Linked DNA regions of Homo sapiens: all the other regions are linked to region 3. Evidence: chromatin loops called from intact Hi-C (ENCODE). Cell type or tissue: CD14-positive monocyte. All regions are shown on one strand. Region 1 has its middle 14 kb from the start of GJA3. Region 2 overlaps ZMYM2 (zinc finger MYM-type containing 2). Region 3 has its middle 25 kb from the start of LINC01072.

What was found. Peaks named below come from ENCODE experiments on the same cell type or tissue, not always from the same donor. Only the 100,000 strongest peaks of a DNase experiment are listed, where the experiment ranks them.
Region 1: a loop joins it to region 3, with 2.0 times the contacts of the local background. A loop is called at or near these places in 50 of 110 quality-filtered maps.
Region 2: a loop joins it to region 3, with 2.0 times the contacts of the local background. A loop is called at or near these places in 6 of 110 quality-filtered maps.

The regions. Positions count from the first base shown.
Region 1 is chr13:20,170,912-20,178,911 of GRCh38, reverse strand. No RefSeq gene overlaps it. Among named protein-coding and RNA genes, the nearest start is that of GJA3, 14 kb to the right of the region's middle. RefSeq lists enhancers at 3,621-4,164, 3,266-4,465. In CD14-positive monocyte, no CTCF peak of the experiment used is centred here; DNase peaks (open chromatin) are centred at 3,791, 5,621, 6,251, 7,801 and 1 weaker place; H3K4me3 peaks cover 784 bases; H3K27ac peaks cover 670 bases; H3K27me3 peaks cover 3,298 bases.
Region 2 is chr13:20,069,553-20,077,552 of GRCh38, reverse strand. The region is part of intron 21 of ZMYM2 (zinc finger MYM-type containing 2); the gene reads right to left. It also overlaps the pseudogene KRR1P1. Among named protein-coding and RNA genes, the nearest start is that of LINC01072, 29 kb to the left of the region's middle. In CD14-positive monocyte, no CTCF peak of the experiment used is centred here; a DNase peak (open chromatin) is centred at 3,592; H3K4me3 peaks cover 719 bases; H3K27ac peaks cover 915 bases.
Region 3 is chr13:20,123,339-20,131,338 of GRCh38, reverse strand. No RefSeq gene overlaps it. Among named protein-coding and RNA genes, the nearest start is that of LINC01072, 25 kb to the right of the region's middle. RefSeq lists a silencer at 2,995-3,214 and an enhancer at 3,665-3,714. In CD14-positive monocyte, a CTCF peak has its summit at 3,421 (motif pointing right); DNase peaks (open chromatin) are centred at 3,208, 3,528 and 4,628; H3K4me3 peaks cover 2,362 bases; H3K27ac peaks cover 1,035 bases; H3K27me3 peaks cover 3,253 bases.

The DNA.
Region 1 (8,000 bases), 48 kb before region 3:
CCATTTGTTCATAATATCCTATAATTTTCATGCTCTTGCTGAAGTTTTTGGAGCTTCCTTTTTTTAATTCTCCTCCACTTCTAGCCAGATTGAAGAGTTAAGTTTATGATTATGAAACAAAAACTAAATACAAAAAAAATCATGACTTGTCAATAGATAAGTAAAAAAGGGTGAGAGAGAGAGAGGAAAGACTCCAAGGTGACTATATTTTTATATCTGTGCAGTGGGAAATAAAAACAAGTAAGTCTCCAGACCGGGCACCATGGCTCATGCCTGTAATCTCAGTACTTTGGGAGGCTGAGGTGGGGGAATCACTCGAGCCTAGGAATTTGAGACCAGCCTGGGCAATATAGCGAAACTCCAGCTCTACAAAAATGGGTCCAGAAATCAGTCAGACATGATGTCTCATGCCTGTAGTCCCAGCTACTCAGGAGGCTGAGGTGGGAGGATCACCTGAGCCCAGGGAGATTGAGATTGAGGATGCAGTGAGCCATGATTGCGCCACTGCACTCCAGCCTGGGTGGCAGAGTGAAACTCTCTAAAAAAAAAAAAATAAGCCCCAGGGCAACGCATCTGTGTCATGAGGGGAGACAATAGTCTGATTTAAAACTTGCTGAGTAGGAGGCGGGAGGCACTTGCAAGGTGGGAAAATGAAGCAGGCTAGAAAGGCTTGTCTAAAACTCATGCCAAACGCAGGCTAGAAATATTCGTGTGGGCTATGTCCTTGCATCCCTGATGGCTGAGGTCACCAGAGGAGGCAAAGTACTCCAGGGAAGGAGCAGGGGGAGAGCCGGCATGGAAGACCTTCCAGGGTGCCAGGGTCGAGGAGCAGGGAGGGCCTCAAAGGAGCAGAGAGGAGGATTCGCCCATGAGGAGTCAGGGAAAGGCCACAGATGTAGACCTGGGCAGAACTGCATGCCTGCGTGCCAGCAACTTGGTGGAAGATGCAGTGAGCACTGGCAGGGAGCAGGGACGATCCAGGCGAGGGAGGTCTCGGATAAGGGGGCCTCATGAAGCCAGCTACAGTGGCTCCGTCCTGCAGGGAAGCTCGCAGGGAGGCCTTATGTGCCAGGGTGGTCACTCATGTGCCCATCCTAGCTGGAGCGCAGGGCGCGGCCGTGTCGTCAGGCCCGGGCTGGCAGGGCCGACCAGGCTCAAAGGCGCAGCCCCACGGAAGGGCAGGCGCTGCTGGGCAGCGAGGCCTGGGCACCGGTCACCGGGCCTTGGGGTGTTTCGGACAGAGCTTGGCAGCTTCTGCCGCACAAGGGATGAAATCAAAAGTGCAGCTGAGGAGGAGGCACAGCCGCCCTGTTAGGACCTGGGATCACCAGGGAGGTGCCGTAGAATCGGGGCGCGAGTGAGGGAGGCGGCGCGGTGGCCGCGGGGCGAAAAGAAACGGGGAGCACCAGAAGAGAGGGAGGACTGGGGAGGCGCGGCGCACGGGTGGCAGGCGGCGGTCCCTCCTCACCGCCCGGCTGTGCTCGGCGCCAGGGTCCCGTCTGCGCCCCTGCGGGAGGCGGCGCGGCGCCCACTGTTCTCTGGGCCGGGCCGGGGCTCTCGCTCTCCCCCGGCTCTTCCAGCCTGGGACTTTGCCGCCGGCACCGTCCTCCACGGCTCCAAGATGTGTCTCTGCTTCCGGCACGTGCCCGCGAGAGGGGGCCACATTGGGGCGTGTCTCCAGACAGGGGGTCTCCGAGGGGAGGGCGGCAACCAGGTGGCAAGTAAGACGGAGGCTCCCGAGACCTCCCGTCTCAGCCAGGCTTCCCCATGGGGCGCGTGCCCGCCCGCTCAGCGTCTTTCCTGAACCCTGAGCAGCAGTTTCTCAAAGGACTGGAAACATGACAAGACCTTCCCAGATCCCTGTCAGGTGCTTGAACCAGACAAAAGCCAGGTAACTGAACAATGGTCCGGCCTTGTGGCCTGAAAACAGCTGCTCTGAGAGCAGTAGCTGTCTACCCCAGAGCGCATCCGCCATGGAGTGATTGTTTTGGGCCAGGGTCTCTCGCTCAGTCTCCATCAGAGTTCAGATCGTTTGACGACATCTTCATTTTTTACTTTGCCGCCAAAAGCATGGTGGTTTTTGTACCTACACACATCTCTGTGTGGCCAAACACCATATTATTCACTGTCACATTAGGCCTGGACCTACTTCGTGCAACCTCAGCTTATCCAGTAGACAGGGCCAGCGGAGAGGGACCTGGGGGCCAGGATAAGGCAGGCCTTTGCAACAACACACGATGCTTTTCGGGGTCCTTCCTGAAGATAATGATGACCCCAGCAGCTGGAAAACAGGAAGCTCCTCTTCTCAGCTTCATTTGTTCCATGAGTGAGGCCCTCGGACTGGGGCGGATGGGGCTGGCTTTTCCTGAACATCCAAGGAGCAAAGTAGGTGAGGCAGTTTCGCACCAGCATTCCCTTTCCAGAATGTCACCTGCGTGGGCCCTCTCTCCTCCTTCTCCTCCTGCAAACGCTCTCCTCTTCCGTGGCTAGGAAGCCTCCCTGTGTACCAGGTCTCAGGTAGGCTGAAGCAATTCACAGTCTCTTGAGCTGACTTCACGTGGGAGAAACTATTCACAGCAGAATGAGAGTCACTTGAACAGTAACTTACTTCAGTTTCTTTCACAACGATTAGGATTCTTAAAAGATCCCAAAACATGTTTCGTCTTTAAAACAAACAAAAACCATAGAAAACCCTTATGCCTATTTCTGCAGACGAGAGCCCCACCTCCAGAGGATAGGAGGCAGCCCTGGAGAACTCGCTAACAGTGGTGATTTTGGCTCTGAGCCCTTTTTCAAATTGATAGTGTGATGTAATCAGAGGGTGTGTTTAAAGTCTGGAGCAGATAAAAGGAGACACAGATATCCTGGCACACCGTCATTAACTGTTGCTGCCCAGATTGGAAAGGCAGACCCCTTCAGGAAGATTGTACAGCTCATTGGCAAGCAGTGATTCGAGAAACGTATCATAGCCATCCATCATAATATCTAAGATCTGTAAACTGTTTTATAGCTTTCATCTGATACCTGCACCTCTATAGTTAATTCTGACAGCCACCCTTGGAGTTTGAAGGTGTTCTTTCAGGTTCACAGATAAAGAAACTGAGTTCAAAGAGATTAACTGACTTCCCCCAAGGTAATACAACCTAGATTAATAACCAAAATTTGCATAACTTATAAGTATTCAGATGAATTTTAGAAGATCCCAAGAAGAGAAAACATTTGGTGGAGTCATTGGCATATGGTAGGCTTCCGTAGATTTCATTGTCCTTTGGCTTTGCAAATGTTTTCATCTGCCAAACGCTGTTAAAACAGAGGGCCCCTACCCAGGGCGAACAAAGTATGCTTCAGAGGACCAGACAGCTTGTCCAAAGTCAGAGAGCTAACAGAGAGCTAATTGGGTCAGGATTTGAAAGACCTTAGCTTTGTGTGACCTTCAATTTTATCATTCAGCTTGAATATGTGCCCCAGAAAACCTTTATGTAATTCCCTAATATTTCAGTAACCAGCATGCAACATACGAGAAGCACATTCTTTGTTTTTAGAATGGTATCTGGCTGATGACTTTCACAACAGCTCACATGAGAGGGAAGTATTTTAGCAATCGGACTGAAGGAAAATCCAAAAACTCCACCATTGCAGGGTCAACAGTGCACGTGTTTGAATTCTGAAAGACGTAAGCCAAGGCAAATAGAAGGAAATGATCTTCCACTAATCCCGGCATTTACTTCCTCCTCTCTGGAGGGGACGGCCATGCACACAGAGCCCTGTGCTCTGAGTTCTCATGAAAGGGACACAGCTGGGCTCACTCAGCGTCACCTCGCCCCTGGGGTGTGTCCTGGTTTCAGATCTCGGGCTGGAGTGATTCACGTGTGGCAGGGAGGCCATCATTAATGAAAATGCGAGGGCGTCGCACGAGTGTTGATGACTCAGCAGGCCTTTCTACTTCTGTATGAGTCAGTGCCCATCACAGCCAAGCCTGGGGCACAACAGGTTTTCTTAAAAGAGCATGGGGGCCTCATCTTCAACAACCAATTAGGAAGCAGAAAAGTCCTCAGTGAGGAAGGAATAATGACATGTTGGAGCTAAGATGATGGTGCTCAAGCCCGAGAGACCCAGCCACCTTCCAGACGCCAGGCCCGCATGGATGAGGTGCGTCACTCCAGCTGAGGCCAGGGGGCAGCGGGGGCACCGAGTACAAGGTGGACCAGACCGCTGGGGCCAGGCCACGTGGAGCTTGAAGCCAGAAACAGCCCAGGCCATGAGGCCACGAGGAATTCCCTGGAGTAGGAGGAAAGCATGCCACCGTGCAGGTGCGAGGGTGGGGGACAGCCCTCCATTCCACCCTCACCCAAGCAGTCAGAGAGTGTGAAATCCAGGAGTCACCAAACCTAAGTTTTGGAAAGAGATGTCCTGTCCCCTTCCCATTCCACTTAAGCAAACAACACCTCCCAAGAACTTTCTGAGCCCCTCTTAAATGCTGGAGCACAAAAGCAAATATGGCAATTTTTACTGCTGGCAAAAGTGTACATTCAGATAAAAAAGAGACAGAAAAACAACCATTGTGCAATGTAAGGTGTGCCCCGGGAGGGGGTATCCCACCCCTGTTCTCATATTTCTATGAGGATGCCCCCTGGTCGAATTCCACCTCAGTGTGCCCTCTCTTTCTCTCTCTCATTCACTCCATCGTTTCCTCCTCTCTAGGGGAGTAGAGACATAATTCATCCATGAGTCTGGGGGATGGAATTGGCCCTTTGAGGGCCAATGCCCTCTGCCCTCCTCTCCAGTGTGGCACTGCCTGAAGGCCTGGGGGTGGTGGGGTGTCCTGGTTCACCCTTGGCTGCAGCCGAAGCTGCCTGGGGCAGGTTGTGCCACCAAGAAAGAGGCCAGCAGCTGTGAGCAGGTAGTTGATTCTGTCTAGTTTAGAAAGGGGTATCAAGTCACTTTATCCTGGCTTTTGAAGCTGACATTTTTATCTGCCTGTCCTGTCTTATTTCTTGTTTCATTCTGAACTGTGGAGGGGAGCTCGGGGGTGCCCCCAACCAAACCCCAACATAAACTCCATGAACACACAGGACATCTCGGTGCCCATCAGTGCCAGGTGTCTGTTGAATCTGCATCTGCAGAATCAAGAAAGGAGTGGTTTCCTCTGCCTCAGGTGGCGGGGAAAGCTCCTTGGTGGAGAGGACATTTGAAGGAAGCCTTGAGGGACACTGGGTGAGGACGAGTAGAATTCGCTGAGCAGGCAGCAGGGCAGGCTGAGGATGCCAGGCGGGAGCCAGGGTGCAAGTGAGTGTTGAGACTCGCGGCAGCCATGGGGGAGGAAGCCCAGAAGCAACAGAAGTTTCCCAGCCCACCACCCACGCACATGGGCCCTGAAATGAAGAGAGAATTAACTCATCTTCCCAGAAAGTGCTAGGACCATACAGTACTCCACTGCAACTATACCATTTTACATTTCCACTAACAGTACACAAAGCCTCCAGTTTCTCTACATCCTCATCAGCACTTGTTATTTTTGGTTTATTTGATAATAGCCATCTTGATGGGTGTAAGGTGGGCTGTCATAGCGGTTTTGATTTGCATTTCCCAAAGGATTAGTGATATTGGGCATTTCTTCATGTGCCTATGAGTCATTTGTCTATCTTTGGAGAAATGTCTACTGAAGTCTTTTGCCCACTTTTGAATCAGCTTGTTTTCTGTTGATACTGTTATTGTTCAGTTTTAGCAGTTCGCTATATATTCCAGATATTAATTCCTTATCAGATATGTGATTTGCAAATATTTTCTCCCATTCTGTGGATTGCTTTCTCACTCTCTTTAGTGTCCTTTGAAGCATAAAAGTTTTTGATTTTCATAAAATCCATTTGTCTATTTTTTCTTTTATTGCCTGTGGCTTTGGTGCCATAACCAGGAAATCATTTGCCAAATCCAAGTTTGTGAAGTTTTGCCCTTTGTTTTCTTCCACAAGTTGAATTATTTTGGGTCTAACATTGAGGTTTTTTACTCATTTTGAGTTTATTTTTGTATATGGTGGAAGATTAGGGTCCAACTTGATTGTTTTGCATGTGGATATCCAGCTTCCCCCACTATATGCTGAAAAACTGTCCTTTCCTCATTGAATGGTCTTGGCACCCTTGTGGAAGATGACCATACATGTAAGTGTTTATTTCTGGCCTCTGTGTTGTATTCCATTGGTCTATATGTCTGTCTTTATGCCAGTACTAAACTGTGTTGATTACTATCACTTTGTAGTATGTTTTGAAATCAGGAAGAGTGAGTCTTTAATTTTGTTCCTCCTTTTCAAGACTGTTTTGGCTATTTGGAGTCTCTTGGGATTCCACTTGAATTATAAAATGGATTTTTCACCCATTATCTTTTGCTTTTGGCCTTAGCTAGTGTTATGTCCCTTGTTTGGGCCTTCCTTTTCCACCTCAAATCATTCAAAATGCAGCTCAATTCCCACCTCCAATATTTCCCTGACTATCCCCACCATATTGATCTCCCTCCCCTGCGCCGCTGTTCACCTATCTCCTGCACCACCCATTGGAGACAGCATCCCACCAACTCTTCTCCCCTGTCCTTACCCTTCAAGCCTCAGCTGAAATGTCACTCATCCTAAAGCAGGGCTCTCTGTTGGGCTTTCTTGTAACATCTTTTCTATAAAGAACTCACCGTGATTAGTAATTAATTTACTTATAAGTTAATTCTTACACACACAGATTCTAAGACACACAATTCTTTCCCATTCTAACACCTGTGAAATAGAGAGCCGTGCTTTACAATTGGCGACATCCAACAATGACAGTCAGGCTTTTACTTCAGTGGTACATACATGGTGATATGTCTTATGATCAACCGTACTTTAGATGCAGTGAAACACAGTACATGTTTTCTTGTGCATTTACCTGTTTAATGCTCATCTTGTTGATTGTAAGTTGAGAGAGAATAGACCCCCAACTCAGCTCACCATCACACCCCAGCGCCTTTGGCATAGTTCATGTGCTTGTCAGCCATTTGATGGGTTGATGAATTATAAGTTCATCAATCATATTAATGAACTTATCAACATCAACTCATATTGATGGATTATAAGCTACTAAACACATTACGCTTTCCCAGGAGCCCCATAATTCCTAGAACAGTGCTACCTGCACTCAGATGCTTACCCAGTGCATATTTAAGCTAGATAACATCTATCACTCAGCTGCTCTGTGCTCTCTGGTAGAAATAAAAGGATTAATAATGCCTCATTCTTTTAGAGGAAGAAAGCCAAGTAAGTACTGTCGGAGAACCCAGTGGTTCCTGCTTTCTTTTCCTTGGCAAACAATAGGCCTGGCCTTTGTAAACTGAAATCTACACACTTCAAATATTTTATTTTGCTTTTGTGGCATCACACAGTGCCTTGGGGACATTACACAGGGGCCATATTAGAAAGTGATGTCAACTTTTTTTCAAGAGGGTTGGTGATCCTATCTGTTAAGAAAATGACACATTTCTACACTCTTAATAGCTGCTAACCATTTATAAACACATTGTCCCTACATATCAAATAAAACAAATCTTGGATAAGCAGGAAATTAAATTTGTCCTCTTGTGAGGGGACACTGAGTTCCTGGTCTGGGCTTGTCAAGGATGAAAACATGGAGGAGGCGCTTGGGCCAGATGAGCACAAGTTCTTCAGCACCTGCCCTGTGCTGACAAAGGGGCCCGCAGGGAGGCAAAAAGAAGCAAGAAGAGGCTTCATAGGAACCAGGTTGTTTCATTTCTGTTTGTTTATTCTCTCCCAAACTCAAAAGAGGAGGCCTATTTTGCGGTTGATTCTTGCACCATTTGAGAAATTCACTCGTTATGTAAATGTTTCTATTCGTAGTAAGTAGCTTTTGCAAAGAAGGGGAAATAATGACATTAGTAGTGAAAGATTTTTTCCCTAATCTCTTGAGGATCAAAACCTGTGTAAATTACAATATAAATGTCACAGCAATGGCAAACTGCTATACAAG
Region 2 (8,000 bases), 54 kb after region 3:
TTTTTCATTGTATATACTTAGGTAGAATTAATTAGTCCCAATTCTGTGTTACCAAGTCTGTATACAACACGAGCATAACATTATTTAAATATTATTTGTCTGTGTATTTCAACTCTTTCAGTGGAACATATTGTAATGGCTTTTAATTCAAACTGCTCACCAGATTCAAAATTTATGAGCTGTGTAACTTGGGCAAGTAACTTTACTTCCTCATAAAAAAATGCTGATAATTATAGTAAAGTTGTTGAGAGGACTGAATGACACATCAAGCACGTAGCATAGTATGTGGAAAGCAGTAAACAGTCAGTAAATGTAAGTTGTCAACATGCTTATCTCAGTCTCCAAAGCCTACTCCAATGTCCAGTATCCAGCATACAACAGCACTTAATGTTTGCTAAATTAACCAATGAAAGAAGGTTTCAAATAGCCTGAATCAACCTCATCACTGCTATTAAAAAATAAAGAGGCCAGGCGTGGTGGCTCACGCCTGTAATCAAGAGAACGAGACAAACCTGGCCAACACGGTGAAACCCTGTCTCTACTAAAAACACAAAAATTAGCTGGGCATGGTGGCCTGTAGTCCCAGGTACTCGGGAGGCTGAGGCAGGAGAATCACTTGAACCTGGGAGGCGGAGATGCGGTGTGCCGAGATCGCACCACTGCACTCCAGCCTGGGTGACAGAGTGAAACTCCGTCTCAAAAAAAATAAAATAAAATAAAAAATAAATCTTAAATTCCTCTGAATAAGGATTAAATAAGCTTAGAAATCCTCTATGTATTTTAATAGAATTTAATTATTTGAAAACTACCCATTTACATACAAATTAAATTAACAAGCCACACTGTGAGTTTACTATATTTTTTAATTTAGTAAATAAAGTTCTTTCTTCTTAAAAAACACATCCCTCCATATAAAAGACTTAACATGTAGAAAGTAAAAAATAAAAATTCTGGAGAAAAATTTGGAAAAATGACAAAGACTTACTGTCTATAATAAACAAGAAACTCACAAACTAAAAAAGATAAACGATGGGGCAATTCACAGAAAAGCAAATGGTCAATAAACACAAAAAGATCCTCAAACATTTTGGGAAAGAAATCTGTTAATATCTTTAAAAATAAAAAATATACTTTTCTTGAGATCCAATAATACCCCTTCTGGAATCATATCTCAGAAACAAATGCATCAGTTCTTTAGGATAATTATAGAAGATTTGTGTGGGGCAGGAGGGGAGCAGAGGAGGAAGGAAAGTATACACTGTCTATAACAGCAAAATTTCATAAAACAAAGAGAATGCTCATCATTGTGGAAATTACTAAATTAATTGTGATATAGCACACAATGAGATACATACATAGTTAGGCCTGTTCCTGCTGACTTAGAGGGACTGCCACAATTTACTGGGAAGTAGATGAAGAGAAAGTAAGATGTAGAAGTATATAATATGGTCTAGTGTTCCTAGCTGACAAAACTATCTCTTTCATCACATTCATGAAAAACAGAAATATACACATCTAGCTAACAGTGATAAGGTGGGGAGATTAAAGAAAAAAAAGTGGCTGGCATGGTGGCTCATGCCTGTAATCCTAGAACTTTGGGAGGCTGAGGTGGGGGGATCACCTGAGATCAGGCGTTTGAGACCAGCCTGGCCAACATGGCGAAACCTCGTCTCTACGGGATGGGGGGGAAAAAAAACCCAACTAGCCAGGAATGGTGGCTCATTCCTGTAATCCCAGCTACTTGGGAGGAGGCTGAGGCAGAAGAATTGCTTAAACCCAGGAAGCGGAGATTGCATTAAGCCGAGATGGCGCCACTGCACTCCAGCCTGGGCGATAGAGACTCTGTCTCCAAAAAAAAAAAAAAAAAAAAAAAAAAAAAAAAGGTGTCTATAGTTCTATTCATAATAAATTTAGTATGACGGATATGTGTTCACATATGTAAAACAGTGTATGAAAGAATGATCATGAAATGTTAATGATGGTTATCGTAGGATTTCCTATCATTTTCCTTCTTCCTCAAACATTTTCATATTATGTGAACATTTAACAATAACCACCGTTCCTTATACAAAATCAGTGGAGGAAAGTCAGTTACTTTGAGAAAGAGTAAGAAAAACAAACAAACAAACAAAACAAGAAAAAATAAGGCCGAGCTCCCCTTTCATACAGTACCAGCTATTTACAATTATGTTTAATTTTTCAATGTACAAAACAGAAGTGACTACTTACTTCAGTATACATTCATAAGACTTAGTCCTTACAAAAAAAGATACTGTTTCTTCCATAGACATACGGAAGAAAATCATACTTCCTGTCAACTGTATCTTTATTGTCAGCTGTGAGCAAAACTAATGAATCCAACAGACAGAAAAATATGCACACTTTTCCAAAAATAGCTTCTATTTCTGTACACATCTTGAACTAATATTAAACAGCACTGATTTCTGGAAAGTTTACTTTAGTTATCTTATCTTTACACTGAGTTTCAGGATTACTTTTAAAGCTGCTTATAAATACCACAGTCTTTGAAAACAAGTCTGTGAAAATGTATCCAATAATAAAAATAGATATTCCACAATTTTTAAAAATTTTGGTAAACTGTAGAACAAAAAAATTACCATCTTAACCATTTTTAAATGTGCAGTTTAGTAGTAAAACAACTTTTTGATAAAGCATTCATCAATACATAAGGAACCTATTTTAAAAAGGAAGGAAGGCCGGGCGCAGTGGCTCACACCTGTAATCCCAACACTTTGGGAGGCCAAGGCAGGCGGATCACGAGGTCAGGAGATCGAGACCGTCCCGGCTAACACGGTGAAACCTCGTCTCTACTAAAAATACAAAAAATTAGCCGGGCGTGGTTGCAGGCGCCTGTAGTGCCAGCTACTCGGGAGGCTGAGGCAGGAGAATGGCGTGAACCCAGGAGGCGGAGCTTGCAGTGAGCTGAGATCGCGCCACTGCACTCCAGCCTGGGCGACAGAGTAAGACTCCGTCTCAAAAAAAAAAAAAGGAAGGAAGCCGGGCACAGTGGCTCATGCCTGTTAATTCCAGCACTTTGGGAGGCTGAGGAAGGTGGATTGCTTGGGCCCAGGAGTTCGAGACCAGACTGGTCAACATGGCGAAACCCCATCTCTACAAAAAATAGAGAAGTTAGTTAGCCAGGTATGGTGGTACGTGCCCACATTCCCAGCCACCTAAAGGGCTGAGGCAGGAGGATCACTTGAGCCTGGGAGGTTGAGGGTATACTAAGCAAAGTTCATGCCACTGGACTCCAGCCTGGGCGCCAGAGTGAGACCCTGTCTCTCTGTCTCTCTCACACACACACACACACACACACACACACACACACACACACAAATTCTGACATATGCTACACAACACAGATGAACCTTGAGTATATTATGCTACATGAAATAAGCCAGACTAAAAAGGACAAATACTGCATGATTCCACTTATATGAGGTGCCTATGGTAGTCAAAATCATAGAGATAGAAAGTAGAAAAGTGGCTTACAGGGCTCAGTAGAGAAGGAAATGGAGAGTTATTATTTAATGAGTACAGAGTTTCAGTTCTGCAAGATGAAAAGAGTTCTAGAGATAGATGGTGATGCTGGTTGCACAACAATGTGAATGTACTTAATGCCACTGCACCGCACCCTTAAAAATGCTTAAAACCGTAAATTTTATGTTATGTATATTTTACTACAACAAAAACTGAGAGAAAAAAAAACTATTTAAGACATACTTCATAATTTATTACACAATCCACTTAGCTCTCAAAACCTCTTAACGGTATTGAAGTCCTAATTATTTAAATAATCATTTAATAAAAGGCAATCCAGAGATTCAACTTCCTGTGATAGCATTTTCCTTAAGTCAAGGAAAATTAAAACACAACATATAAAAATTCGTGATGTAAGTAAACTAGTTTTAGAGAAAATTTTAGTTTTAAATGCTTTCCTGAAAAAGAAGAAACACTAAAATCAATTATCTAAGCTTACATCTTAAGAAACTGGATAAAAAGAGAGCAAATTAAGAAAGGAAATAATACAACTCAGACTCAATACAAGAGAAAAATTAAAATGATACACCTTTAGCTACATGAGTGTCTAGGCCAACTATACAGACCTAGCTAGCTCCATGGGCCCAATCCCACAAACCTATGAGCTAAGGATTGTTTTTTATTCTTTTATAAATGGTTACAACTTAAAGCAGTTATATATAAGTAGCTATATTACAGTCTAAATTTTTACCTCTTGGTCTGCAAGGCCTAAATTATTTACTATCTTGCCCTTTACGAAAAAGTTGGCTGATTCCTGAGCTGGATTGTTCAAGATACAAAAAGAGGCTGGGCATGGTGGCTCACACCTGTAATCCCAGCACTTTGGAAAACTGGGGCAGGCGGATCACTTGAGGTCTGGAATTCAAGACCAGCCTGGCCAACGTGGTGAAGTCCTGTCTCTACTAAAAATACAAAAATTAGCCAGATGTGGTGGCAGGCACCTGTAATCCCAGCTACTTGGGAGGCTGAGGCAGGGATTCACTTGAATCTGGGAGGCAGAGGTTGCAGTGAGCCAAAATCACACCACTGCACACCAGCCTGTGCGACAAAGTGAGACTTTGTCTCAAAAAAAAAAAAGAACTAAGAAACAAAAAGAAGGCACAGATTACCAGTATCAGGAATGAAAGGATAATAAGAAAATATTACCAAACTTAGGCTAACAAATTTGACGACTTTGATGAAATGCATCATTTCTTGAAAGACAAAATTGCTAAAAGTGGTACAAGAAGAAACAGGAAATCTAAACAGTTGATATCAACTAAAGGAACTGATTAAGTGATTAAAAACCACACCCATCCACACCCTGCCACCCCCACCACAAAAAGTAATCCTAAGCCTATATGGCTTCACTGGTGAATTCTATTGCATATTTAAGGAAGAATGCCAATTCTCACAAATTCTTTCAGAAAATAGGAGGAAGGAATATTTCCCAACTCTTTTTTAAAAATTATTATTTATTTATTTATTTTTGAGATGGAGTTTTGCTCTTGCTGCCCAGGCTGGAGTGCAATGGCGTGATCTCAGCTCACTGCAACCTCCGCCTCCCAGGTTCAAGCAATTCTCCAGCCTCAGCCTCCCAAGTAGCTGGGACTACAGGTGCTCGCCACTACACCCAGCTAATTTTTGTATTTTTAGTAGAGACAGCATTTCACCATGTCGGCCAGGCTGGTCTAGAACTCCTGAACCTCAGGCGATCCACCTGCCTTGGCCTCCCAAAGTGTTGGGATTACAGGCGTGAACCCTCGTGCCCAGCCCCAACTCATTTTATGAAGCCACTACTACCCTCAAACCAAAGCCAGGTAAAGACAAGAGAACTTTCAAGTTTATTTCCAGCTCCACCAGAAGCAATTTGAAAATGGTGTCTTCCTCTCTGAACCGGCCAGAAAGGGGGCTGGAAACAGTGAATTTCATAACCAGAAGCGGAAGCTGAAGAGACCAAGATGAATCGGAATTCCTTACTGTTCCTGATGGTTGGAAGGAAACAGCTCTTTCCAAAGAGGACAATCCCAGAGGACTCTTAAAGGAAAGCAATTATATAACTTTGTTCCCAAAATACAGAGAAGCTTACTAGAAAGTGCTGGCCATTGGTGCAGAAAGCCTTGAACGAACATCAATGTTAACGCAACCCTGCACTGGATCCAGGGCAGCATGACTGTTTGAACTGAGGCAGAAAGATGGGGTCTGGAGGCAGAGAAATTAAAGTCATTCATGGTGAATCAAGGGAAAACACCTGGGGGCAGGGAACTTAAGGCCAATTAATGCCAACTTCCTAAAGCTGAACCAGAAAGGAAAACCCCATCTCCCCATGCCCACATAGCAAAGGCTACTCTCCCTACAATCCTCTCCCTTCTGCCAGGTCTCAGGTGGAAAGAGAGAGTGCCCTGGACTGGCCACGGGCCAAGCAGGGACCATCCCTTCATCTGCACAGGGGGCCAATTCACCTCAGCCTTTTATTAGTATTAGACCAAATCCTTCATCCAGATAAGGGGCAACCAATAAGGACCTCAAAAGGAGTACTTAAAACCAAGAAGACTTTGTAACTCAGCCCTAGAGCCACTTGCTCAGGCCCATTCCCACCCTATTCAGTGCTTTCTTGCTTTAACAAATTTCTGCTTTCGCTGCTTCGTTCCTTTGTTGTTTACGCATTTTGTCCAATCCTTTGTTCAAAACGCCAAGAACCTGGACAATTAACACTCAAGACTTTCCTTCCGTTAACAGAAGTACAAAGACTTGTACTAAAAAATACAAAAAATTAGCTGGGCATGATGGTGGGCACCTGTAATGCCAGCCTCCTCAGGAGAATTGCTTGAACCCGGAGGCAGAGGTTGCAGTGAGCCAAGATGGTGCCACTGCACTCCAGCCTGGATGACAGAGCAAGACTCTCAAAAAAAAACCAGAAGACTTTTGATTCATATATGATCATTGGGACCAGAGATCTAGAACTGTTAGCAAGGACTGTTTCATTTGAACAGGCAGTGCAAGTTCTTCCAGATGATGTTGCATGTAACATCATTAAAATAGGTTATTTAGTAAGAAATAAAGAGATTTGTAAAAAGACAATGGCTTATTGGTCTCAAAGGATCTACACTGAAGAACTCTTAATGTACTTGCTCCATTATGATGCAGGGAAACACAGTTTCAGCCACTGGACCTTTTAGTGACTTAAAAAAGAGGTTTGAAACTGGCTGGGCGCAGTGGCTCACGCATGTAATCCCAGCACTTAGGGAGGCTGAGATGGGTGGATCACGAGGTCGGGAGATCAAGACCATCCTGGCCAACATGGTGAAACCTCGTCTCTACTAAAATATAAAAAATTAGCCGGGCGTGGTGGTGTGCACCTGTAGTCCCAGCTACTTGGGACTGAGGCAGAGGAATTGCTTGAACCCGGGAGGCGGAGGTTGCAGTGAGCCAACATCGCGCCACTGGGCTCCAGCCTGGTGACAGAGCGAGACTCCATCTCAAAAAAATAAAAAAAAGGTTTGAAAAGTAGTCCTATATACTATGAAGAATATGCATCCTATTTATAATATTAAAACCTTAATGACTAAAAGAGTTGGCAAAAGACTCTGAATTTCAACCACAAAGTTGGGAGAGATTTTTGCCACAATTCAAACATACAAATATGAATAAATGCAAGGAACCAAAGAAAAAAAAATGTTAAGAAAGAATATACACCATTCCCACCACCACAGCCAGAAAGTCAGATTGATAACGAACTGGCTAGTGGTGAATACTTTTCGAAGGCAAATCAGAAGCAGTAGCAGCAAATGGAAGCAATAAAGGCTAAACAAGCAGAAGCCCTCGGTAAGAGATGAGCAAAGAAGCAAAACTTTAATTCCATCTAAAGAAAAACCAGATGTGAAACCTAAGGAAGCTTCTACTGAAACTAAAATTCATGTGGCCAGCATCAAACAAAAAGTTAAGTAAGCAAAGAATAAGCAAGTGGGAGGTCTTACAGCTGAAGAAATTATGCTTAAGATGGAAGCAGATGAAAAGAAAAACAAAGTAACATAAAAGAAAAAAAAAGTAACATACCAAAAACCCCTTGACTAGATCTTATGAAGCTATCTCCTTTTGTAAAGGATTTTGAGATACCAGGGCATTAGTTGCCTTATTTGTGATAAATAATACTCTGATCACTTTTTTTTTTCTGAGTTTTTGTTGTTGTTGTTCATAGAACAATGTTCTTTATAAATATAAATTATCGTTAAAAAAAGAAAACTCTGAACTACTTATCCTTATGAACATCTGCAAAAATCATCACCAATATATCTGCACATCTAATCTGGCAATATATAAAAAGGATAACATTATCAATTGGAGTCTATCCCAAGAATGCTAGGCTGGTTTAATGTCTGAAAATTAATTTATATTCATACCATTATTAATAGGAGAAGAAAAATCCGTATCTTAATAGATGCAGAAAAAGGCGTTGACAA
Region 3 (8,000 bases):
ACAGGTACATTCCTGGCGCCTGGAGGAGGCTGGCAGAGGGGTGAGAGTGGAGAGGGAGCTGAGGCACAGCCCCCAGGTCCCCCAGCCGCAGCCTTAATGGGCCTGGCCTCCCCCACTTCCCCAGTGGCGCCTGTGGGCTGAGGGTGCTGAGGAACTATATACATGCACAGCGGGTCACTTGTGGCAGAACTGAACAGAGTGGTCTTAAAAGCAGCCCTGAGCTACAAATTTTCACTTTCAGGGTCTTCGAAAACCATACAGAAAGTGCAGTAATCAGAAAGCACATCCCACCTGCATTTTAGCATTTACCTCATGTGTGTGTGAGTGCCTGTATGTATATGTAAGTGTGTGTATCTGTGTCTGTATGTGTCCATGTGTGTGTGTGTTTGTATGTGTGAGTGTAAGCATGTGTCTGTGTGTATGTATATGTGTGTGTTTGAATGTTTCTGTATGTGTCGGTGTATGTGTTTACGTGTGTGTCTATATGAGTGTATGTCTGAGTGTATCTGTGTCTGTATGTGTATGTGAGTGGGTGTATCTGTGTGTCAGTGTATGTCAGTGTGTGTGACTGTCAATGTGTGTGTGAGTGTAAATGTGTGTGTGTGTGTCTATGTGTGTATCTGTGTGTGTTTGTATCTGTGTGTGTCTATGTGTATGTGAGTGGGTATGTGATATGGTTTGGCTGTGTCCCCACCCAAATCTCGTCTTGAATTGTAGCTCTCATAATTCCCACGTGTTGTGTGTGAGAGGGGCCTGGTGAGAGATAATTGAATCATGGGGGTGGTTTGCCCCATACTGTTCTCCTGGTAGTGAATAAGTTTCATGAGATCTGATGGTTTTATCAGGGGTTTCCCCTTTCGCTTGGCTCTCATTTTCCCTCTTTTCCTGCTGCCATGTAAGATGTGCCTTTTGCCTTCTGCCATGATTGTGAGACCTCCCCAGCCACGTGGAACTGTGAGTCCGTTAAACCTTTTTATTTATAAGTTACCCAGTCTCAGGTATGTATCAGCAGCATGAAAATAGACTAATACAGTGTGTCTGGGTGTATGTTAGTGTATCTGTATGACTGTGAGTATACATGTGAGTGTCTGTATGTGGGTGTGGGTGTATGAGTGTGAATCTGTGTCTGAGTGTGTGTGTGAATGGGTTTGTCTGTGAGTGTGTTAGTATATCTCTGAGTATGAGGGTGAATGTATCTGTATGAGTGTGTCTGTGTGTGTGTCTATGTGTCTGTGAATGTGTATGTGTGTGTATCTCTATGTCTGTACATGTGAATGTGTGTCTGTGTATGTTGATTGTGTCTGTATCTGAGTGTATGTGTGTGTGAGTGTATCTGTGAATGTGTGTGAGCCTGTGTATGTGAGTGGGTGTCTGTGAGGATGTTAGTGTATCCGTGTGTAAGTGTATGAGTGTATATGGGGGGTATGAGTGTTAGTATGTGAGTATAGGTGTTTAAATGTATGAGTGTGGGGGGGAGTCGAGTGTATGTGTGTGTGTGTACATATATGTGTGTGTGTGTGAATGTGTGTGGGTGTATTTGTGTACACACTCTGTTCCTTCTCATTGTACTCTCAGATTTGCTCTTAAAATATTTGGGGCTCAAGCCAGACAAAACATGAGGAAGATACGAAACCACAGAATGGCAGCGTGGTCTGGAAATGAAGAACTTTTGTTTGTTTTTTGTTTGTTTGTTTGTTTTTTGAGACGGAGTCTCGCTCTTGTCCCCCAGACTGGAGTGCAATGGCGCAATCTCGGCTCACTGCAACCTCTGCCTCCCGGGTTCAAGCGATTCTCCTGCCTCAGCCTCCAGAGTAGCTGGGATTACAGGCGCCCGCCACCACACCCGGCTAATTTTTGTATTTTTAGTAGAGACGGGGTTTCACCATGTTGGTCAGACTGGTCTCGAACTCCTGACCTCGTGACCCGCCAGCCTCGGCCTCCCAAAGTGCTGGGATTACAGGTATGAGCCACCGCGCCCGGCCGGAAGAACATTTTTCTTAAGAAAAATGAAAACTTAGCATCACCGATGGGAGCCCGAGTCTCAAGGCTTCTCTAACCACACGCACTCCAGGGGTAAGCTCCAGAGCCGCCTCCGTCCTCACCACCGCGATGGTGGCGGCTGCACAGGTATGGAGGTTTTTCAAAATTCACTAAACTGCATCATTAAAATAAATCTATATTGTTATATGTAAATTTTGTGCCAATAAAGTTGAGTTCAAAGGAAACATACATATTTGCGTGTGCATATATGTAAATATATATCGATGAATACAAACCCTAAACTTTACACAAAATCGTCGACTCTTCCGTTCCATATATTTCTCTCTCTTTGATTCTCAGCAAGGTTTTTATGGCCGAGCCGGTCTGCGGGCGGGAGGAACCCCGCAGGATGGGGAACCGGGCTGCTGCCAGGTGGCCGCCGCCGGGTAAAGGACCACAGCTGGAGGGGGTGGAGTGGTCCCGTGGCTGCTTTAACAAAATCCCACAGATGCGGTGGTTTACACGCCGCACAGTACAGCTGCATTCCCACAGAGTTCTGGGCGTCCGGAATCGGCGCCACCTGGCTGCAGTCAGGTGCGGGCAGGTCCCGGGCGCCGCGGTCCTCCAGCCTCTGCCCCCACGGTCGCCTCCTCTCCCTCTCCTACGAGGACACTTTGATGACATTTAGGGTCCGCCCGGATCATCCAGGACAATCTCCCTAACTCTGGACCCTTAGCCTGGCCACATCTGCAGAGCCCCGTGGGCGATAGAAAGTGATGTTTGCAGGGGCAGGGATCAGGGCCTGGGCACGGCAGCCCGCCACTGGGGGTGGGTATTCTGGGCTGGATGGCACTGTCACCCCCCGCCTTGAAAGTCTCGTCCTCCCCCACGCTTGGACTCGTGGCGCTGAGCAGAGACGCGGGCGCTCCTGGAATCGACGGGAAGCGCCCCGCTGACAGGCCTGCGGCGGGAGACCCGAGCCCCCAGCGCCACCCCAGGGCGGAGTCCCACCCACCCTGTCTACACAGAGATTCAGCTAAGAGCCTGCACTCGAGTCCAAAGTCAGGCCGCGTGAGAAGCCACGGCGGCCGCAGGGGCCCATGCGGTGAGGTCAGCGCCGGCCCCACAACCCGACCGCGGAACCCGGGCTCCCCCTCCGCCCGGGCCCTGGCCGGCCCCGCTGGCCCGCGGTGAGGAGACGGCCTTCTTGTGCCTGCGCGATTCAAACGCTGGAGCTACTCTAAACAAGGCCTGGCCACCCCGGACACGCCGAGGGAGCTGGCGGCGGTCAGGCTGAAGGAGAGGGGCCGTCACCGCCCCGCGGGAGGCCGCGGTCGCACACTGGCGGGCAGGGGACATGGGACACCCAGCTGCCGGGCAGCAAAGAGGGGCAAACTCGAGAGTGGGAAAGTAGGCGATGCTGACTTAGCGGCTGCGGGGGAGAACGGCCCAGCGGAGGGCGCCACGCCACGGCCGGTGCCGGGAAGCTCCTGTTCCGGGGCTGCTCTGTCGCCCGCCGGATGCGGACGCGCACGCTGGGCACCTCCCCTCGGCCACCAGACCTCACCTCACAGCTGACCTCACCCTCAGGGCCCCAGCATTGACCCTGAGGGACGCGCGGGCTGGCCCTGCTGCCCACTCGGGGTACGCCCCCGAGGGACACGCCCGCCTTCGCTCTCGCAGGGCAAGGTTGCTCAGCAACTTCCCCAGCCCCATGGACACCCGGGGCGGCATCCTGATGTTTCAGTTGGGAGGAACCAGAGAGAATCAAGACTTGGTCCAGGTCCTGCACATGGCTCACGCCTATAATCCCAGCACTTTGGGAGGCCGAAGTGTTAGGATCACTTGAGTGCAAAAGTTCAAGATCAGCCTGAGAAACACAGTGAGACCCCGCCTCCAAAACAAGTTTAAAAAAAAATTAGCCGGGCATGGTGATGCAACGCCTGTAGGTAGTCCCAACTACTAGTGAGGGTGAGGAGGGTGGGGGGTGTGGAGGCTGCAGTGAGCTATGATGGCGCCACTGCACTCCAGCCTGGGCAACAGAAGGAGACCCTGTCTAAAAAAAAAAAAAAAAAAAGAAAGAAAGAAAATAAATAAAAAATAAAAAAAGCTTTGGTCTGAAGGAAAAAACGTGGCCTAAAGACTTGCTTGAGGTCACACCAGGATGCAGAAAACATAAGCAGTGGCTCCGGGAAGGACTGTGGGTTAATAAGCACGGTTGGTAAATGGCAGACCCCCAGCTGAAGCCCAGGTCCTCAGATGCAAGCCCACAGCTCCTCCACTAAGCTGTGACTAACACTAGAGCCAAGGGAGCCGCAGGGGTACAGAAGCGATGCTTGCCATCAAGAAAGGAGGTTTGGGTGTGGTGAGAGGTAGAGGAGGGGGGTGAGAGGAGAGAAGGGAGGGGGTAGGGTCAGAAAGGCGGGTCGGCACCCCTACCTCCTCACTAACAGAGCAGGCAGAGCTCTCAGCCTGGGCATGGTGGGGCCCACTATGGTGAGATCCTGCTGAAAATACCCTGCGCTTTGAAAACAGCCGCATCCAGAAATCCAGGATCACTGGGAGGGGATTGCAGTCCAAAGAGATGACGCTGAGCAACGATGCTACCCACGTTTGTGTGAGCTGAGCACTTCCTAAAACTAGAGGCTCCGTTTCATAGTAGCCTACTGCTTCTCTAATTTTAGCTTACCCAAGAGTCACTTGGAGGCCTTGTTAAAAATAGATTCCTGGGGCCAGGCACAGTGGCTCACGCCTGTAACCCCAGCACTTTGGGAGGACGAGGCGGATGGATCATGTGAGGTCAGGAGTTTGAGACCAGCCTGGCTAACATGGTGAAACCCCATCTCTACTAAAAATACAAAAAAAAAAAAAAAAAATTAGCTGGGAGTAGTGGCAGGTGCCTGTAATCCCAGCTACATGGGAGGCTGAGGCAGGAGAATCACTTGAACCTGGGAGGCAGAGGTTGCAGTGAGCTGAGCTCGTGCCACTGCACTCCAGCCTGGGTAGCAGAGGGAGACTCCATCTCAAACAAACAAACAAACAAACAAAAATGACAGCCAATAATGTCCATTATTTACAAGGCAAAGACAGGCACGAATATACCTGCAACCTAGATAATTCCCAAAGTTACTTAACTGCTTCCTTTTTAGGTGGTTGGTCGTCTGACATTTTTGGCAAGATGACCACAGAAATGAAGTGTGCCCTTCTCAGTGCATCACACCAAGGGGTGCATGATACCATAGTGACTTTGTTAAGCACACCTTGGCTGTTTGGTTACGGGGCATCTTCCCAGTTTCTCTACTATAAAGCTAACAACTTGGGGAAATACTCTGAGATTATGCAAAGCCTGTCTCCTCACAATTTCCCCCTGGGTTTTAGCATCCATCAGTTGCTCTTGCCCACAGCATTTTTCCTGGGGGCTTTGCCCACGGCTGCTTTTCTGTTGCTCTCTTTCCTTCTGTGTCTGCTCACCGGACCACTCCTTCTCAGCTGCCTCTGTCTCCATGTGGGCTCACTATGGGCTTGTAGACAACGAAATCCCAGGACTTTTACTGATAAAATATCTAACATTTGTAAATGCACAGTTTACAAACTGCTCTCACTTACACTATCTCATTTGATTTCCTCACATGAACAGCTGCCCAGAAAAGCCTCTGCATTCTGGGACCCCTGCAATGGGCATTTTTCATCCAGCCTCAGTGGAACATCCAACACTGTCCTCGCTGAATCATCTTGTTAATTGGGTGCCAGCCCAACTAGTTGAGTCATTTACTGTATTAACTTGGCGTCACTGGAAAATGAAGTACATGGACTTTCTCTGTCATTATTCAAGTCATTGGTAAAAATATTGAACAGGACAGAGCTAAAAACCTGTAAATTTTTATTTTCAATAACACTTTACTATTAACTGGACTACCCAAAGAGATAAAGAAAACGAGTAGTAGGGAGTTAATGAATTATCTTACATGTATTGTTTCTTAGAAATTCTGAAGTCTATATTTAGCCAGATCACATGCTCTGTGACTGACAATAAATTCCTAACAACGGCAGAATTGTTTGTCTTCAGTTACTTTCTCTGGCAACTGTACTGGCTACCATGTGATAAATGAAACAAAAATCTCTTTGAAAATATGCATATATCACTATCCTTCATATAGAAAATAAGTGCATTATCTTACAACATCAGAGCAATTGTAGCCTACTGTGTGCCTGGTGAACAGTAGGTGTTCAATAAATATGTGTTGAAGTAACAAATGAATGGATGAATGAACAAATGAGTGAATGACTGTAAAACATAGAAGGTAAGAGGTTTAAAAGCACAGGTTTGTTTTTTATTTCTTTTTTTTTTTTTTTTTTTTTTTTTTTTTTTTTTTTTTTGAGATGGAGTCTCACACTGTTGCCCAGGCTGCAGTGCAGTGGCGCAATCTCAGCTCACTGCAACCTCTGCCTCCCAGGTTCAAGCAATTCTCCTGCCTCAGCCTCCTGAGTAGCTCAGATTACAGGCACTCACCACCACACCTGGCTAATTTTTTGTATTTTAGTAGAAACAGGATTTCACCATTTTGGCCAGGCTGGCCTCAAACTCTTGACCTCGGGTGATCCACCTGCCTCAGCCTCCCAAAGTGCTATGATTACAGGCATGAGCCACTGCCCCCAGCCAACCCCACAGTTTTAACTTGCAGCTCCTCCCCACCTTGTCCTCCTCTTCCCAGTGCCCTTTCCCCTACAGCATGTGGCATCATCTAGCACACTACAGATCTGGTTCATTTTGATTCCTGTCTTTAAATAGACCTTATGTATAAGACAAGGGCAGGAACCTTGAGCTGTTTTTTTCACTGTCCTCTCCCCGACACCATGGAGTGGCACATGCCCAGCACATAGTAGTCACTCAATAAGCATGCATTGAATAAATGAATGAATGAATCACACATTTTCACATGTATAAAATATTTTTGAGATCCTTAGATTGGAAACACTAAAAATTATCATGTCTAGTCCTGGGGCTAGCCAACACATATTAAATGTCTGTTTGGAAATAAGGGCTTTGCCTACACAAGACTTTACATTCCATTTAGTTTTTCTATTTTCTTCCTCTTGAACATCATTATTTCTTCTGATGAAACATCTCAGGCTGTACCAAATGGCTTTTCCTTGAAGTAAAGTTAAATGGGTAAATAAATAAATAACAAAATCAACACAACAGCAATCACAGAGAAAAGAATAAGTACAGGCTTGGTGCAGTGGCTTGTAATCCCAGCACTTTGGGAGGCTGAGGCAGGTGGATCACTTAAGGTCAGGAGTTCGAGACCAGCCTGGCCAACATGGTAAAACCCTGTCTCTACAAAGAAATACAAAAAAAAAAAAAAAAAATTAGCCGGGCATGGTGGCGGGTGCCTGTAATCCCAGGTACTCAGGAGGCTGAGGCTGAGGCAGGGGAATCGCTTGAGCCCAGGAGGCAGAAGTTGCAGTGAGCCAAGATCATGCCACTGCTCTCCAGCCTGGGCAACAGAGTAAGTCTCTGTCTCAAAAAAAAAAAAAAAAAAAAGAGCTTAAACTTATAACTATGAGCCTCCTTTTGGTTTTCCAATGTGGCCCTGTATAAAACCCCTGAAAATACAAAGATTAAATTGTGTGCTTTCCTAATGTTCTCTTTAAAAACCCTCCTGTCTGGGGATGCCCTGGATACACAGTTTCAAGTTGTGAGACCTTCCTGTGGATCTGGGCTGAATAACACTACTGAGAATAGGATAAGAGGGAAAATGTCCTACAATGTCCCTCTTCCAACACAGAATGTATTGAAAATAAATTTGGGTGTCTCCATTCTCCTCCACCCCAAGTGTGTTCGGCAAATGCTCCCTTCCAGTCTGGAAAGCATTTCATGAGTTAAGAGTCACAGAGGAGCTGGAAGGAGCCTTGGAGCTGGCCTCATCTAGTGGTCTTATTTTGTGGAACAGGGACAGCAGAGGCCTGGAAAGAGCACATCTCATTTTATCTATTTGTAACTAAACAAACACTTATGA